Regions from separate parts of the Homo sapiens genome. Here region 1 is linked to region 2. Evidence: read pairs that join two places in POLR2A ChIA-PET (ENCODE). Cell type or tissue: MCF 10A. All regions are shown on one strand.

The links. Peaks named below come from ENCODE experiments on the same cell type or tissue, not always from the same donor. Only the 100,000 strongest peaks of a DNase experiment are listed, where the experiment ranks them.
Region 1: POLR2A ChIA-PET joins it to region 2 with 6 read pairs; 2 of 35 experiments call an interaction of 5 or more read pairs at or near these places.

Annotation. Positions count from the first base shown.
Region 1 is chr17:20,051,893-20,056,892 of GRCh38, reverse strand. The region is part of intron 1 of SPECC1 (sperm antigen with calponin homology and coiled-coil domains 1); the gene reads right to left. It overlaps LOC100131943 (a long non-coding RNA gene), which reads right to left and starts at 1,595. Exons shown (of 1, transcript XR_001753087.3): 1 at 64-1,595. RefSeq lists an enhancer at 2,943-3,237. In MCF 10A, no CTCF peak of the experiment used is centred here; no DNase peak of the experiment used is centred here.
Region 2 is chr17:20,153,493-20,158,492 of GRCh38, reverse strand. All of the region lies in intron 3 of SPECC1 (sperm antigen with calponin homology and coiled-coil domains 1), which reads right to left. Among named protein-coding and RNA genes, the nearest start is that of SPECC1, 150 kb to the right of the region's middle. RefSeq lists silencers at 1,920-2,129, 2,140-2,589, 2,600-2,709. In MCF 10A, no CTCF peak of the experiment used is centred here; DNase peaks (open chromatin) are centred at 2,112 and 2,572.

The sequences.
Region 1 (5,000 bases), 100 kb after region 2:
AAGATCACCAACAATAAGATCTCTCCTATAAATATAAAACAAGTATAATTAATTTTTTAATTATTTTTTTCTCTTCAGAGGATTTTATTTCAAGATAAAACATAACTTCTACCCATACTATTGATTCCAAAGGTTAGAAAAAGTGTTTTTCCTCATCTTATCCTTCAAAGAGGTCACAGCAATGCAAACATCTATAAAATGCCTCTGCATAATTGTCAGAAGCTATAGTCCAGAAATCATTGAAAATGCTTTTCCATTTTAAGCTTAGGTGAGGTGTCTTAGGAAACCTCTATGACAACTTACTCTATTTATTGGGAGGTAAACTCCCAGACTCTCCCAGGGTCTCCTGTATTGATCTCATTTTTTAGGCTTCCTAATCCCTTGAAGCACAATCGAAAAAGCCCTGGATCTCTTTTCTGCACATATCATCGCGGAATTCATTCGGCTTCCAGCAAGCTGACACTCCATGATACAAGCGGCCTCGCCCTTCTCCGGACGCCAGTCCTTGCTGCGGTTAGCTAGGATGAGGGGTTTGCTGGGCTTCAGTGCAGGCTTCTGCGGGTTCCCAAGCCGCACCAGGTGGCCTCACAGGCTGGATGTCACCATTGCACACTGAGCTCCTGGCAGGCTGTACCAATTTTTTAATTATTTAATATTTATTTTTAAAATTATGGTGAATATTTTGGTATTCTGCTCTAAAATAGGCCCATAAATGCACAGCAGATATCTCTTGGAACCCACAGCTTTCCACTGGAAGAACTAAGTATTTTTCTTTTAAAGATGCTACTAAGTCTCTGAAAAGTCCAGATCCTCTACCTCTTTCCATCCCAAACTAAGACTTGGAATTTATGAGAGATCTAGCTAACAGAAATCCCAGACACATCATTGGTTCTTCCCAGAGTGCAGTCCTCCTAAAGAGGCTCAGCCCTAAGCAGGCCCCTGCACCAGGAGGGTGGGTCTGAGACCCACATAGCACTTCCCAAGGTGCATGCTCCAGAGAGGCACTGAAACAGCTGAGCACAAGCCTGCAAGCCTGGAGAACTCTCACAGTCAGAACGGAGGGGGCCCAGTGGGACTAACATAAAGAGAAAAGGGAACACAGAGAAATGGATGGCACCAACAACCAGCAAAGCCTTCATGGCCAATGAAAGCATCAGTGACGGGGCCAGAACCCTCATCCCCAAAGACTCTTCACTGCCTTTAGTGAAAAACAATGGCTAGAGAGTGAAGTTATGATCATGTATAGAGAGGTAAAGTTACATTTTTATATTCTGACTCTGCTAATGTGAAATTCCCTATCTGCTAGACTAAAAGTTTCAGACACCCTGTTCAAATATCCCATTAGTTGCTAGAGACTTAAAATGAACAGAACGCACATTGTCAGGATGACTATTACCAAAAAATCAAAAGACAGCAAGTATTGGTGAGGATGTAGAGAAACTGGAACTTTTGTGCACTGTTTATGAGAATGTAAAATGGAGCAGCTGCTGTGGAAAAGAGTATGCAGGTTCCTCAAAGAGTAAAACCAAGATGTGGAAACAACTAAATGCCCATCAGTGGATGAAGGGGTAGACAATATGTGGTATATACATACCATGGAGTACTATTCAGCCTCTAAAAAAAAAAAAGGAAATTCTATAACATGCAACAGCATGGATGAATCTTGAGGACATTTTGCTAATGAAATAAGGCAGTCATAGAAAGACAAATACTGCACGACTCCACTTATATGAGATACCAAAAATAGACAAATTCATAGAATCAAAGAGTACAATGGAGGTTACCTGGAGCTGCAGGGCGGGAAACGAGGAGTTACTAATCAACGAACATAACGTTGCAGTTAAGTAAGATGAATAAGCTCTCAAGATCAGCTGTACAACACTGTACCTAGAGTCAACAATAATGTATTGTACACTTAAAAATTTGTTAAGGGTAGATTAACAAATGTAGTAGATCCACAAATGTGGTTAAGTGTTCTTACCACAGTAAAATAAAAAAAGAATATCAAGCCCAGGAGTTCGAGACTAGCCTGGGTAACATGGTGAAACCCTGTCTCTACAGAAAATACAAAAATTAGCCAGCTGTGGAGGTGCACTCCTAGGGAGGCTGAGGTGGGAGGCTTGCTTGAGCCCAGGAGGTCAAGGCTGCAGTGAGCCATGATTGCACCACTGTACTCCAGCCCAGATGACAGAGCAAGACACCACCCCCCCCAAAAAAAGAAAAAGAATATCAAACATTTTAAAAGATCAGATACGCAAGAACAACAACAAAAAAGAGATGAACAGAGCATCGACCCTCATCTAGTGGGATTCTTGGTCTAACTGAAAAACAGACATTGAGAGACAAACAATGACAGTGATGTGATCACAGCAATTACACAGGTATCCCCTGGGGACTGCAGAAGAAAGGAGGAATGCCTAACTTTCAGAAAATAGAGAAAGCGTCAAACAGTTGGTGAAAGCCTTCCAAAACTAGAGAGAACTGCACACACCAAATCACAGAAAGAAGAAAAGCCGTGGGAGATTCTGGGACCCACCGGCTATTTTTGATGGCTGAACACCCTGCTGCAGGAGAGACAGGAGCTGGAAAGCATGGTGGGATGAAACCTCAAACAGCTTTGCCTGCATTGCTTAAGATGACTGGGCTTGATTAACTCTAGTCAATGGGGACAATTCAATCAAAGAAGAAAGATGCTCAAATTCACATTTTAGAATGATTTTTTATGGCAGTATGGGGAATAGATTAAAAGAGAGTGAAGCTGGAGGCAAGAAACTTGTTAAGAGGCAACTGAAACAGTCTAGATGATAAATAATAAACTGACAGAGTGACTAGAAAAATCAGAACAGGCTGAATCAACAGATACCTAGATGAAAATAACAGGACTTGATCACCAGTTGTATCTTGGAGAGGAAGGAGTTGTTTCCTTGCTTTCCCTACGACTGGGAATACGGAAGGTTTGCCGTGTGTATTGGTTATATACTGGTGTGTAGCCAATCACTGACAACCATTTAGCAGCTTAAAACACAAAGGCTTATCTCCCAGTTTCTGTGGGCCAGGAATCTAAGATAGGCTTAGCTGGCTGGTTCTGGCTCAGAGTTTCTCAAGAGGTTGCAATCAAGATGTCAGCTGGGGTTGCATCATCTGAAGGCTCAACTGGGGCCGGAGGGTCCACTTCCAAGGAGTTCACTCACCTGCCTGACAAGGCAGTGCTGGTTGTTGGCAGGAGATCTCAATTCATTGCCAAGTGAGCCTCTCTATAGCATTGCTGGAACATCCTCCCCATCTGGCAGTTGGCTTCTCTCAGCATGAGTGATCTGAGAGAGAGAGCAAGGAGGAAGCCACAGTGTTCTTCCTACTCCTACTCCTAACACTATGGACCTACTCCTAACACTCTCACTTCTGCCTTATTCCATTAGTTAGAAAGGGAACTAAGCTCCACCTCTTGAAATAAGAAGTGTCAAAGAATTTGTGGATATATTTAAAAATCATCACACTGTGGAAGTGGATAGGGGGTTCAATTAATGCTGAACTTGAAATGCCTGAGACATTCAAATGTCCAACAGGCAATGAACATACCCATAGATGGTCATGACTTTAGCAAGAATAGAGGAAGATCACAGAATTAAGGAGGAATTGAAAGGTAAAAGAAGTGGAGTCAGATTCCCCCTGAAAAGTGAGCCATGAAAGGAACTTTAACTATTGAGTTAGAGGTCAGAGTAGGAAATTTCGGTGGAATTCTTTTTTAAAGAAAGGAACCATATAAGCATGTTTTGAGGTAGAGGGAGAATAAATCAGTAGACAGGGAGAGGTAAAAAACATAAATGATAGGGGATAGTTGACAAAGGTCTTGGCAGAATCCCTTACCCATTGACTTGGGGCCAAGAGAGGGACACTTCTTTGTTTGAGGGATAAGGAAAATAAGAAAGAATGGGTGCTATTTAGTGTGGTCCTGTCTCTAGGGCAAACGCATAGGTAACAAACTGTGTGTGTTAGGAATATAGATGTGACCTCACATTGAGATTCTCACCTCAAATCCATTTTGTTGTTACCTGTACCTTCCTACCTTCTCTTTTTGCTACATGCAGACTGCTGTTTTGTCTTCCTGGCCTGTTCCAGGTTTCAGCATTCTGGCATATCTGCTACCCTGTTCCCAAACCTCTCTAGAGTCCATGCTCCTTCCTTGGATAGTGTTTGATTGGGCCACGTATCTAAGAAGTGATGCCTTCAGTTAGGCCTGAGAACCTCCTCTATGGAAATCTCCATCAGTGACCCTGACAGACTTGGTATCTTGGAGATGTCACTGCTCCCAGCCTGTGGTCTAGGAGAATCTCAGCCTGGGCCTCTAGTAGTATGGATAAGGCGTTAAGGTATCTTTGAACCAGAGTCTGTCATATTCCTCAATGTGGGACAGATAAAACAGTGGTAGTGCTGGTGTTTCTGAGCTAGAACTCTGGTTTTTGGTCTAGATTCTTTGATGTATGACCTTTCAGAGGTATTAAAATTTGTTCTAATACAATGTTCAATACAAATGTAGTTCCTTTTCTGTTAGGACCTCAACAAAACATGACCAACTGTAGATGAACATTAAACTATGACAATTCATGGAAATGAATACAGTAATACCTGCGGTTCCCCCATTTTAGCAGTCACTATGGTGACATTTGGCACAAATGGCTATTTAAGGGTGCTTTTGTTAAAACCTACCATCTTACTAGGCACATGATATTGAAACTAATGAAATAATGGAGAAACTTCTTAAAAACTTTTAATGAATAAAGTGATGAAGTGATAATATTTTAGCTGCTATTTATAAAGTGACTATTACAGGTCAAACATTCTTCTAGGGTTTTTTTGTTGAAGTTGTCACATTTAATCCTTAATAACCCACTATGAGTCAGGTATTCTTCTCTCCCCTTTGGACAGTTGGGGAAATGGGGGTCAGAGAGGTTAGGTAATTTGCTCAGGGCCACACAACCTGCATGTAGAAAATCTGAGATTTG
Region 2 (5,000 bases):
TCCCTGCCCAAACCTGCTGCCTCCCGCTTCCCTTTCATAGGTGTTGGGTCTGCATCATGATCAAAAGCTTTCCTTGCCCAGGCTGGTCTCGAACTCCTCTAATTCTGCTTCCTATCCCTATTGTCTGTCTTGGATACATTCTTAATTCTAAATGTCTGTTCTCCATGGACAAAACTGACACAATACGGGAACCATGCGACACTCAGGCTTGTGTGCTGCTATCACTCATCCAGCCTCCCTTCTCCTTCTGCTTCCCCCTTATATCCTTTTGGTCCCCTTGCTCTGATGACCCTCGGAAGCACTTGTTGAGATTCTAGTCCAATGTACCACAACTGCCAGTTGGGGCCATGCGACCTCATCCCAGTCCCTGTGGTAAAGCCGACTGAAAACCCACGCATCTTTAACAAAGCTCTAATTTCCAGGATCTCAGTGATGAACTCTACAGCATTTCATCACAGCATTAGAAGGCCAGTTAAAATTACACTTTCAGACAGTAATCCAGCATTTAAAGTTTTTACCACGAATTTCTAGCCAGGCAAGGTGGCATTTGTCTGTAGTCTCAGCTACTTGGGAGGCTGACGGAGGAGAGGTGCTGGAGCCCAAGACTTCAAGGCCAGTCTGGGCAACATAGTGAGACACCATCTCTTAAAAATGCCCTAAATCCGGTATCTTCATTTGCAGCAAATCAGAGTTCCCATTCTGAAATGATATGCATTCTTTGAAAAATACAATAAAATAAGTCACTGGCATAAACATATTCTTTTTATGTCCTATCCATCACAGTGCTTTAAAAAGTAAGGTCACTAAAAAAATTGGAACACAGGCATCCAATCAGTCTTAAAAGCTGTAACAAGAGTAACTCTTTTCACAATTTTAACACAAAGGAAATAATACACAGGGGTTTTCACAATACCTGGACAAGCATGTAACTAATGAGAAGTGTTTTTAAAATGTTACCAATCCTTTACCGAACCAATCCTTTACCAACAGGGTTATTTATAACAAGTATATTATTTTTATTTTATGCATATTTCATTTTATGAATATGCTTATTGTTGGTTATTCTGCCCAAAAAATAGTCTGAACAAGTGCTGTGTAACTAAAGTCACCTCTAGGCAGTAAGCTGGCCCCTGAAATTTTTCTTCATAGTATTCCTGTGAAGAAACTTGGACAGCCCGTCCAAGTTTTCCATCCTGGCTGTGGTACCAGTCCAATGTACCCCAAGTGTCAGGGAGGCACCCGCCTCCACCCCACCCCGAGGATAGGGCCAAGGTGGGGCGGCTGGGGCGCTGGGAGATGAAGGAGAAGCAATGCGCAGAGGCCAGGACGACCCAGCGTCCTACAGCACGGCACCCAGCTCCGGAAAAGGTCACTCGGACAAGTCGCTTCACCTCTCAGAGCCTCAAAGTCCTCATTCAAATTAAAATTCAAATATTACGCCTTTGGAAAATATTTACAGTTCTGACTCTCCCACAGAAACACATACCTGTCACCGGCCCCCCACCCCCACAAGGACTCCAGAGTCAGGTCAACCACCTCTTTCCTATCAGCCAAGATGCCATTTTTCAGGCAAAACTAAATCCCTTTTGCTTCACGTGACAGTCCAGAAATGTTTCGTTTTGTTTTTAAAAGCAACCCTGCTTATCGGCATCTAACTCTGCTGGGGGCCGACATGAGCTACCAGAGGACGAAAACTACGGCCCAACTGACTCCACGAAGCTCACTCAGGACTGAGGAAGTAAAAACGGGATAACCAGAGGCGCGCCCGACACCCCAGAACAAGCACGGACTATTCTGGGTTAGGAACAGTCGCGGGGCAGCCCTGGCGTGAGTGTGAGGGGCAGAGCCGCGGGCGCCACAAACTGCGGGGCCGGCGGCCGACAGGGAGAGGCCGCGGGGCACGCCCTCCCCGCAAACGCCCGGAAAGTCCGAGGGCGGCCTGCGCGCTCAGGAGACCTGGTCTAGGCGCAGGCCAGGCGCGGAGTGGGGAACCCCGCGGCAGGGACCCAGCGGTGCCTGCCCGGCGGCCCCGGCGCCCAGGTGCGCGTTCAGGACGAGCAGCGTTTTCTGGTCGCGGCGTCGGCACAGGTAATTTCACAATCCCAAGCGGCGCATTCCAACGACAAGAATCACACCCCAGGACCTTAGCCTTTCGCTCGCCCCAGTCGGCGCCGCGAGCCGGAGGCGGTGGGGGAAGGGCGCCTGGAGGGGGGGTGGGGTTGCGGCTGCGGCGCGACCCCCGCCAGCCGCACAGACCTGGTTCCGGATCCTCGGGCCGTCCTGAGTGGTTGCCCATGCTTGGCCGACTCGGGCACCAGCCGGCTTGCCGGCCTCGGACCGGGTGTCCACCGTGCCGAGCTCGCGCTGGCTCCGGCTGGCGAGGCGGTTGCGTCCGGCGGGTCCGCTCCAGTCAAAGAAAGGACCGGGCGCCTTCCAGTTCCCAGCAGCTGCCGGCGGAGCCGCTGCTCTCCCGCGCCCGTGGGCCCCGCCCCCTCATCTGCATCAAGCCCGCCCTCGCGGCCCGCCCCCTTCATCTGCATCCTGCCGGACCACCTCAACTGCACACCGCCCGCCAGGCGCGGCCCGCCCCCGTCATCTGCATACTGTCCGCCCACCTCATCTGTATTTCCTTCTTGGCTGCCAGAAGGCCCCGCGCCGTGGGCGGGACGCACCGGCTGACCGGCTGCAGGCCTCCGCCCGCGGATGCTGAGAACCGCAGCTGCACAAGGTAGGCTGGAAAAACCCCACTGCGGTGAGGCGGAAGCCTAGTGCCGCCGGAAAGGCAAAATCCTGCTCGTGTGAAGCTAGACCTATCAGGACAAGAGAAACCTAGGACTAGCGCAGGACAGGCGCTTAATAAGCATTTCTTTGGGTGAATGAATGAATGGATGAACAACTCGAGGAGGTGGTGAAGAAAAATAACGCTAACAAAGACGTACTCACCCAAAATGAATACTATGGCTAATAATAAAAATGCATACCAATCGTAAGTAGAAACTGTTCTGCCGCTGTCGGAAATTACTAAAATGGAAATTACCCTGAACGACTTTCATCCTTCATCTGACAGTGAAAACACTTAGAACAACGAAATCTTGCAGTAAAAATATTTAGGACTAAAAAAACCATTAGTGGTATGACTGGTTCTATCTCGTGCATCACTTGAACACTACGGTCCATTCTCAGGTGTCACGCATCAACATCGTAGGACACCACTGATTACTCCTAACGCCTCCAAACAGTGTGTTCACTTGGTTCCAGGATGCTACCCTCTCCTAGTTTTCTGCTCACTCCCCTAGAAGCCTCTTCCCAGTCCCCTTTGTTGGTTCCTCCTCATCTTGACCCACCCTGGGCACTAAAGCTCAGCCAACAGACCTCTTTCCTATATACTCTCTTGGTCTTTGATTTACCAACTTGTGGCTTTCAAATACCATCTACATATCTCCAGGCTGGTTCCCTCTTCTAACTCCAGACTCATTTGTCCAACTACCTTCTTGACACCTTCTCTTGACACCTCCACTTAGGTTTTTTAATAGTCCTCTCCATCTCCATAAGTGGCAGTTCCGTTCTTCCAGTGACTCAGGCCAGAAACCTCGACTCCTTTCACATGCCACATCTCGTCCCTCAACAACGCCTGTCAGTATGTGTATCATAAATAGCCCTACATCTCAGCACTTCTCACCTCCTCCACTGCTACCCCCGATCCAAGCCGCTGTCATCTCCTGCCAGGATTACTGCAACTGCCTCCTAACCAGTCTCACTTCTCCTGCCCTTGCCTCTTTATAGTCCATTCTGCACATACAGTGAGAGTGATGCTTCTAAAGCCTAGGTCAAATCATGTCACACCCCCACTTGCAACGCTCCAGTGTCTTTCTGTCTCACTTGGAGGGAAAGTCAAAGCCCTTACAATGGCCTCCAAGGCCCTGAATAATCCTCCTCTTCCCCCATCAGTGAACTCACCTTCCCCTTCTCACATTGCTGTTGCTACACCGGCCTCCTCACTGTTCCTCAAATAAGCGGGGCATGTTCCCATCTCAGGGCCTTTGCACTTGGTGTTCCCTCTGCCTGCAACATTCTTCCTCCCGACACCTACACTGCATAGACCTTATGTCTCACCCTCTCTCACTCCCTGGGCCTTTGCTCAAATGTCACCCTACTAAGGGGGCTTCTCTCATCGCACCACATTAAATAGTAAGCCAGACCCTCAGCACACACCCTCTCCTACTTTGCTGGCCTCTGTGACACTGATCACCATTCCATATACTACATGTTTACTAATTATTGTTCCTCCACTAGAGTGTAAACTTTATAAACACAGAGACTCGGAACAAATGAATGAAAACAAATGAATGAACCAATGTATAGGCTGCAGGCAGCAGACACAAATTAGCCCTTAAATACACATTACTTCTTTTTAGTGGTAGTATAGTACCATGAGTTGGTTTCTGCCACAAAACTAGCGTGTCAAAGACAAGAGTCACAGTTTTATTTCTGTAATCTATAAAACACAGCACAATACTGAGCATGTACAAGCAAATATACTAAGGAAAATAAATAGCAGGAAACAATGTTAGAGCAGAAATGCATATGACACCAAGTGCAACTCCCTCCCCTTTTAAAAAGGTAACTAGCCCAGAAAAGATGGTCGACTTCCCCAAATAGTTCCAAAATGATAGGCAGAGCCTGAGTTTGTGATCATGGTAAGAGTGACACAACTTCAATCTACAGAACAGTTACATACTTATTCAAAGAGTTTTGGAAATCAATGAGTCAATATACTAATTCTGTAAAATGTCAAGTAATTAACATGTCTCTTTATGGAAACTGGACAAGTAAGACCCCAACCCAACCTGGACTCCTATGGCTCTCTCACCTCCCACATTTAAAATATCTAGTCAAGTCCTGCACATTTCATCACCTTAACATTTTCCAGACTTTGCCTCTCTTGTCTTTGCTGCATCTTTGCTTCACAAGGGCTACTGCATTAGCTTCCCAACTAACTT